Regions from separate parts of the Homo sapiens genome. Here all the other regions are linked to region 2. Evidence: chromatin contacts called from ENCODE Hi-C or POLR2A ChIA-PET data. All regions are on one chromosome and are shown on one strand. Each heading gives the region's core, a stretch centred on a gene start or an enhancer-like site at or near the end of the contact. The rest is flanking DNA. Distances are from core to core; before and after follow the strand shown.

What was found. A loop is a pair of places that touch in the nucleus more often than their neighbours do. ChIA-PET counts read pairs that join two places held with the same protein, here RNA polymerase II (POLR2A). Pooled maps may share reads with other maps.
Region 1: POLR2A ChIA-PET joins it to region 2 with 11 read pairs in AG04449. The contact joins the enhancer-like site here to the promoter of WDR47 in region 2. POLR2A ChIA-PET finds 5 or more read pairs at or near these places in 3 of 52 experiments (AG04449, BJ and T-cell).
Region 3: a loop to region 2 is called in a map of natural killer cell, with 38 times the contacts of the local background. The contact joins the promoter of PRPF38B here to the promoter of WDR47 in region 2. A Hi-C loop is called at or near these places in 5 of 168 maps with a recorded cell type or tissue (OCI-LY7, naive thymus-derived CD4-positive, alpha-beta T cell, natural killer cell and 1 more), 4 of 37 single-sample maps with no recorded cell type and 22 of 50 pooled maps. POLR2A ChIA-PET finds 5 or more read pairs at or near these places in 8 of 52 experiments (B cell, CD4-positive, alpha-beta T cell, CD4-positive, alpha-beta memory T cell and 5 more).

The regions. Positions count from the first base shown.
Region 1 is chr1:109,370,291-109,372,990 of GRCh38, reverse strand. All of the region lies in intron 1 of SORT1 (sortilin 1), which reads left to right. Among named protein-coding and RNA genes, the nearest start is that of SORT1, 26 kb to the left of the region's middle. Within about 2 kb of position 1,375, at least 12 of the 41 ENCODE cell types and tissues checked have a DNase peak (open chromatin) inside an H3K27ac peak, as active enhancers do.
Region 2 is chr1:109,040,822-109,043,521 of GRCh38, reverse strand. WDR47 (WD repeat domain 47) reads left to right here and starts at 1,420. Exons shown (of 15, transcript NM_001142551.2): 1 at 1,420-1,660. RefSeq lists a silencer at 1,223-1,772.
Region 3 is chr1:108,690,961-108,693,660 of GRCh38, reverse strand. PRPF38B (pre-mRNA processing factor 38B) reads right to left here and starts at 1,351. Exons shown (of 6, transcript NM_018061.4): 1 at 794-1,351. The coding sequence starts at 1,069. RefSeq lists enhancers at 1-449, 1,100-1,429, 1,012-1,572, 1,510-1,699.

The DNA.
Region 1 (2,700 bases), core at 126-2,625, 330 kb before region 2:
CTCCGCCTCTCGGGTTCAAGCAATTCTCTGCCTCAGCCTCCCGAGTAGCTACCGCGCCTGGCTAATTTTTTGTATCTTTTTTTTTTTTTTTTGAGACGGAGCCTCGCTCTGTCGCCCAGGCTGGAGTGCAGTGGCGCGCTCTCGGCTCACTGCAAGCTCCGCCTCCCAGGTTCACGCCATTCTCCTGCCTCAGCCTCCGGAGTAGCTGGGACTACAGGTGCCCGCCACCACGCCCGGCTAATTTTTTGTATCTTTAGTAGAGACGGGGTTTCAGTCGAACTCCTGACCTCGTGATCCGCCTGTCTCGGCCTCCCAAAGTACTGGGGTTACAGGTGTGAGCCACCGCGCCCGGCCCATTCTGTGTTTTTGTTTTGTTTTGTTTTGTTTTTTATTAGCTGTTTCCGGTAGAAAGGTAAATGTGATCCCTGTCACTCCATCTTGACCAGAAGCAGAAGTCCACCCAGAAATGAACTTTTACATTTCATACTCATGTCTGTCATGGGGAAGTTAAGTGGGCCTGGCCTTATCCTTTTACTTGGGCGTCATCTTTTTCAAAACTTCATAAGTAGTTCTTAAAGAATTCAATATTTATTGCGTGCCCACTGTGCACTATGCTGTGTGTTAGCTGCTGAAATGTATGGGCTTGATTCCTTTACCAGATGGACCTCAGGTCTAGTGGGGAGGACAGGCAAGGTTCTTGTGGCTACAATTAAAAGTGCTGTAATACATATTTTGAAAGATCTAAGATGCCACTGCAGTGTAGAATGACATGTACGTTGTCTTAAATATTAGAAATGATTCTGGATTAGGATTGATGGCTTTGTGCTGACTTGTGAATTCTGTCTCCTAACCATGACCAGGTTGTCTGCCCTTTCCTGGACATCCGTATTTTTTTCTCCCATTGAAGTGGCAGGATTGAATCTGTACTCTTGGGTCCCTAGCTCTCCTGGATTTATCTCCTTTCCATATGACCTTTTCTTTCTGCTTAACCTTTGGGCCTGCTGTAACATCTCATTTCATTTTTCTTTTTTAACTTTCACCAGTATAAGAATGTTAGAGACTGAAATATTAAAAAATTAATTACATTTGCTATAGGTAGATGAGTTTTTCAGTGAGTTTGCCCATTTTCAAAAGCAAATCTTCATTGGTTATTTGGAGTGGGTGGGAGGGACAGCTTAAGGGCAGTAGAAAACCACAGTTTTGCTAGTAAATCTGGCCTACATTTCCAAAGGAACTCTTTGGATGATGAGTGAGGTCCATTACCATTTCAGTTGTTTCAGTGAAGCTGAGAGTTGCCGGTGACACGTGATAATCCTCCTCATTCTGTAGTTGAGCAATAGGAAAATGTGGGTAATGCCAGTCTGCATTGACTGGGTCGGCTGTGTAGAGCATTGCCTGAAAAGTAAAAGTTGCAGTCCTGATTGGCTCAAGACTGATATCTTACAGCCTGATGAAGACAACCACGAATTCCAGTGCCATAACTGATGGACTTTTTCTTTTCTCTTAGTTATGACAAGGACCTTCCTTGGAAAGATAACCTGTGTTTAGATGACTGTGATCTTAGCCCTTGTGATCTGCCTGGTGCTTGTGGTAGCTCTGGATGTTCCTGTTTTTCCTGAAGGACCTCATTGATGTCATTTCAGACACTATCCTCACTCAAGAGAATGTGAGGTTTTGCTATGTGTGAAATATCATATAAGACACACTGCTATGTCAGTTTTTAAGCCTCTGGTTTCAGAAGCTCTGGCAGCCCTACTTTTTCTCAGATGCCTGGCAAGCCTGCATGTCTGAATAGCCCTTCTTTCCTGCAGAGGCTGTGAGAAGCTCTGCCGAGCATTTGAGAGTTAACCATTATTTACGGAGCAAGACCTGCGTGAGGCACTGATTGTACTAACTTACAAAAATTGTGTAAGAGATTCTTTTGACATCAAAGGTACTTACGGTCCAGAGGGGAAATCACATACGTGAATTCGGAAGCCCATTCAAGACTGCAAGAGAAAATTCGAAGATAAACAAAACAGTTCATGTTTTGAGTTCTGTTTCTTTAGATTTCTATGTGGGATTGGTGGCTTGAGTGACCAAGTAGCTGGCATCCCAACCATTTATAGACATGTTCTATTTTGAGGTTGAGTTTGTGGTTTGGGGAGGATGTGTAATCATTTTCAACAAATGCTTACTGAGTGTGCAAAGTATTCCTGTGGAAGGCACAGGGAGTACCAAGAAGTATAAAGTTACATTCCCCAGCTTCCAAGGAGCTTCTCATATCTGGGAGGGCAAGGCATGTTTAAGATTTTAAAATCTTAGTAAGATTATAAGTCTTAAGAAAAAAGCATAATCATCCACATTTATTAGAAATATATACTGAACTATTAAACTGTCTAAGAAATGGGGCTTGGGTGGTGAGCATGTGGCCTGGAAAAGAGAAGGATCTTCACTCTTTGCTATATAGACTCTATATAGTATGTAATTTCTATATGGTTTGAAATTTTTGCCAAGTGCAGTTATTACCTCTTTGGAATTTTTATTTTTTTTATCAGTTACAAAAATTATAGAGAACAGACGATTGTATTAATACATATAATATTAACCTTGAATATCTCTATGTGGTAGGATTATGAGTGACTTATCTTTATTATGCGTTCTTATAATTGTCTACATCTTCTTTAATGAATATATATTATTGTATAAGTAGAGAAAGGA
Region 2 (2,700 bases), core at 171-2,670:
CGCCTGTAGTCCCAGCTACGCGGGAGGCTGAGGCAGGAGAATGGCGTGAACCCGGGAGGCGGAGTTTGCAGTGAGTCGAGATGGCGCCACTGCACTCCAGCCTGGGCGACAGAGCGAGACTCCGTCTCAAAAAAAAAAAAAAAAAAAAAAGATTGCATTGTGTATATGTACCACATTTTCTTTATCCATTTGTCTGTTGATTGACATAGGTTGATTCTATATTTTGGCTATTGTGAATAGTACTGCAATAAGCATGGGAGTGCCAGAAATATTTTTGATGTTTATTCTCTTTACCAGACTGTTACCCCATTTTCCCCTTTTGGGAGGTCCAGCTCACTCTGGACTTTCGCCTCTGTGAGGATGATGTTCTTTTTTCTGTGAGACGGAGTCTCTCGCTCTGTCACCCAGGCCGGAGTGCAGTGGCATGATCTCGGCTCACTGCAACCTCCGTCTCCCAGGTTGAAGCGATTCTCCTGCCTCAGCCTACCAAGTAGCTGTGATTACAGGAGGCTTGCCAGCACACCCGGCTAATTTTTGTATTTTTAGTAGAGACGGGGTTTCACCATGTTGGCCAGGCTGGTCTCAAACTCCTGACCTCAGGTGATCCGCCCGCCTCGGCCTCCTAAAGTGCTGGAATTGCAGGCGTGAGCCACCGCGCCTGGCCGAGAATGATGTTCTTACAGGTTTGTGTAATTGTATTCTTCCTTATGGTTATACTTCCTGGATGCTTAATTAAGCTCGGTTGAACATCACGTATATTTGTGGAATAAGGGGCTTACAACCAACAGGAGTAGACAAAACCTGAACATATTAAATGTTAAGTAACTGAAAAATGCTTTCAAGGCAGATCAGCTTTGCAAAATGAGAAACCAGGAAGGGGACAAACAAACTACTGGAGTTTTCTGGGACGAAGTGGGACCTAGGAAAGCAGCGAAAGAAGGGTAGAAGGCAACATTAATTTCATTAACCTTTATTAATTATCGGGGAGGAGTATGAAGAGTCAATCCTAATGCGCAGTCTTCTCCATTTGCAGGCGACAATCCTGTTCGTGCTATTTTGGGACATGGGGTCACCGGCCAGCTAAGGGTCTACGTCCCTGCCACCAGTCTCACGCTATTGCCGCACCCGTTCTGCTACTCCCCCGGGCCCCTAGCCGGTCCCTCCAAGCCCGACCCCCGCCCGCCCCGCCCAGGCTTTGGTCCGCCCCGCCCAGGCTTTGGTCCGCCCCGCCCCTCCCCGCCCCAGCTTTGGGCCCGCCCCTCCACGCCCCTCCCCGCCCCGCCCCGCCCCGCCGACTCGCCCTTCGGCTCAGGCACCTGCCTGGCCGCCCCGCGCGGCGGGGTCCTGAGGCGCCTCGGGGAAGCGCGGCGATTGGCTGCCGCTCGCGGGTAGAGCTCGGCTCCCCGGCACTTGACAACCGCAGTCTGCAAGAGGCTGAGCTGAGGAGTCGCTGGGCCGGGAGGGGCGGACGTGAGAAGGACGGATTGACGAACTGATGGATTGACGCGCGGGCGGTAGGAGGGAGGACCGACGCCAAACCCAGACCGCCGCCGTCGTGCTCCTGCCGCAGCCCGGAGCCGGCCGCTTCGGGGCCCTGGCCGCCGGCCTCCCAGCCGCGTTCTCCTCCGCCGCTCCTCCGGGCTTGCCCTGGAGCCCTCAGGTGGGTGACTCCGGGAGTCGGAGGCTGGGTCGGTCCGCTGCACACCTCGGGTTGCCATGGTCACCCGTCGCCTCCTGTCACCACCTGACACGGCTCCGACCGGGCGGCCCCGAGGACTGTGTTTGCGGCCCCGGAGAGGGGTCTTTAGTGGGCTTGGGTGCCGACTGGGAGGGGGCTGGGGTCGTGGGTGAGGCCCCAGCATCGCGGGGTGAGGATCTGCGAACTGCTGGGCCCCGGTTCGAGGTCACCGGTCCTGGACCACACCTTTCCCACATTACCAGTTGGATTCTGGGGGCAGAGCGACGCCCCTCGCCCTGGCACTGAGCAGCAAGTGAGCGCGAGGTTCGTGCCCATCTCGCCGCTGCGCCGATTCTTCCTTCCTCGCCCCTTGGTCGAGCCCGTGCGAGAACTGAGGGGCGCGCTCGCGTCCCTTTCTGGGCACGCCTTGGCCCGGAGGAAGAGAGGGAGCGGCGGGGCTGGGAGCCCCGCTGGGGCCGGTTTTGGCCTTTCTCACATCAATGGTCGGGATGGGAGCAGGCCTTTGGGGATCTGGGTGTGGTCGCGGAAAGGGGCAGCGACTCGATTTAGAACTGGGATTGCGCTGGAGGGGCGCCTGCGTAGAAGAACGCAAGGTTGTGGAACTCAAAGGGTTAAACCGCTTCCCTTTATTGGGGAGAAAAATATTGGAACTCTAGCTCTGGGGCGAGGCCATGGGCAAAGGGGGCGGGGGCGGGGGGCGAGGGTAGGCCGGGGCGGCATTTGGGCTTTTGACCAGATGATTTTTCCTTCTCTGTACCCAGACGTGCAGTTAGTAACCGTGCATGGTATCTGAGGGGACCGTTTTTTTTTTTTGGCAACTTGGTTTTCTCTGCATAATGAAAGGAGAAGTCTTTGTTCCACCCAGATTCGTAGGTTGTGATCCTAATACTTATTTCTCTCTTTGTTGGAGACTCTGTAGAATGCCTCAAAAAGTTAATGGCACAGAAATGAACATGTAGGTTTAAAAAATGCTATAAATCTTTTTTTCACAGTAAATTCAA
Region 3 (2,700 bases), core at 102-2,601, 350 kb after region 2:
ATGATTAATAGTGCATACCTCTACCTGCGACCCTGGGCTGCTCCGAGCCTCGCTGCAAGACTGAGTCAATCCTGCTAACGAAACAAGAACTGAGACAAGAGTGCAGTGAGGAGGCGCCAGGTGAGCTCCCCAGCACAGCCAAGCCAGCACCGACCCTGCCGCAGAAGCCCAGGGCCCAGATAATTCTAAATTAGCCCAATGCACAGGTGGCTGAGACCTCTTACTCCTGACTTCCTGCTGGGAAAATTTCCAGGCCTTCTGTACACCTCTTGAAATGGCACCTCTCCACCCTCATCCCCCCACCCCACCCGACACACACGCACTGACCATTTCCCTGCCTGGATCGGATAGTGAGTACCAACAACACGAGGCCAATACTGAAGTCATTACACGCCCTGGCCAGGGGTGAGCGGGAGAAGCACCAACAAGTTGGCGCTCAGCAGATCCACGTCAAAAGGAATAATTTTAAAGCTGTAAACTGGAAAGGCTTCTGTTACTCTTTCCTCCTCTCCCCCATCCCTCTTGCCCAACTCCCCCCAGGGGTGGGCAGGAGGTTGGGGGAGGAGAGAGATCAATAGTGGCGGGCTCTCCCGGCCCTAAAAATCTAAAATGGAAACGAGAGGGCGGCCCCAGTCCGACCCCTCCCAGACACACTACAGGCCGCAGCCACCCCTCCGCCGAACCACCTTCCCCCACCCACAAATCTTCAGATTTCGGGGGCCGCCTTCGCCCGTTTCCTCCATACCCCCTCTTCCGAACTTACCCCCAAAGCCAAGGCCTACACACTTCGTACCTTAAAGTAGATCTCGTCCACCACCTCGTGGTAGGTCTTGAGCTCGTAGAGCTGTACTTTGAAGTAAGGCGACGACAGGATGTTGGTCAGGATCATGGGGTTGAGGTTCATGGTCTTCTCGTTGCCCCAGAGCGGGAGCACATTGCCCTGCTTGCCGGAGACCGCCGGCTTGGTAGCGCCGCCGCCGCCGCACTGCTGCTGTTGCTGAGCCGCAGCTGCAGCCGCCTGGTGCTGCGGCTGCGAGTTGCCTGTCAGCGCGGGGCTGTTGTTAGCCATGTTGCGGCGGAAGGAAGGAGGGAGGGAAGGAGGGGGGGGAGGGGGCCAAGCTCGATCTCGCTCTTCGGGACAACGGTCTGGGACCCTACTCCATCGAACGTCGTCGGGAGAAGGGGCCGCCTCGCTGTGCCCCAGCTGGGCAAGAGAGGGCACCCGACGCCGACAAAATGACCCCGGGCCAAGAGCAGACAGCGAAACCCAGACCGCGAGAACTCCACGCAGAAGGCGAGCCGGCAGCCAGGGAGCTCGATCTCTTCCGCCAACTGCCCCTGGGAACAAGATGGCGGGCCCGGCGGATATGACGCCACGCACCCCAGCGTTCCAAGCTGAGCTGGCGGCCAATCAGAGACGCTCAGTTGGGCTGGAGCGTCCTCTTCCTAGGTCCCCGCGTTCTCTGCACGCTGAAGTCGCTGCAGTGACCTCCGTACCTGACTCTTAGGGGATTTCTCCTGAGAATTTGGGGGCCGGGGGAGAGGGTTGTAGGCCTAATCCGTTGTTGTTGTATTTTGACTGGGGGCTTGATTTCTTTTGTCGGGAGCTGAGCCAGGAAGGGTTCGCATGGCTGCGGTGTGCTTGCTAATATCGTCACTCTGACTTCTGCAGAGTATCCGAGAGGGGTCTCCTGGGATCTCAGTTTTAAGGTTCTCTGGAAGGTACAATGGTCAGGGACCCCACTCCTCCAGGAGATTCTGATCAAAGGTCACGTACTTCGCCAGCCTCTAGTGTCCAGCCAGAAGTCTTAAATTTATTCATCCGTAAGATTGAGATAACATCTGGCTGGGCTGTTGTGAGCATTGAAAGAGCTAATGTACTTGTAGTGCCTAGTAGACTGTTCCAGGCATCTGGTAGGCGCCTTTTCTTTTTCTCCCTGCTCCAGATCTTTGGATTCTAGGAATGTATCCGGAGTGATAAACATTGGGCGAGATACTGTATATTGGGAGTGGGTGTGTGAATGTGTGGGGAGTTTGAATGTGGCAATCTTGACTTCAGTGGCGCATACACAGGAGGAGAAAAGGATAAGATGGAAACTTTGGGGAAAATCCACATCTGGATGAAAATAAACCAGAAGAGGAGAGAGAGAGAGCGAAGACCAGCAGAAAAGTATTTAAACCAAGAGACAGTTGTTTGACAGAATACAAGGAAATAGAAAAGATAAGTGAATGGAGTGATTGATTAGTGTTTGGAGCTGTACGGTACGAAAGTGGATATCCTGTCTGGTTCCTTTGTTTTAGGTTGCAAGAGAACTAGAACCCTGAGAGGAGAAGCAGTTTTCACCTTCTTACTAGCAAATCTTGTTTTTCTCTATAGTGGTTTTTATTAACTTCCAAAGGAAAACTGAAGATCCTAACCCCTGTGTCATGAGTTATCACGTTAAAAGTCCATAGAAAAAATTTTTTTTAACCCAGTTCTTTTTGTGTATATATTTTTTGCCTTGATAATACTAGTTTATTGAGTTTGCCGAGTGACACATTGCCAAATCTTATGCCCTATTTTTAATTCCTCAGATACATGATCTTTCTGTATAGTCTTAGACAGTCTTTACCCCTAGTCTGTTTGGATGAAGAGCTTGGTAGAGAGGTTGAGTTTGATATCTAAGTGTCAGCGGCATCAAACTCGGAGCCAGGTATTAT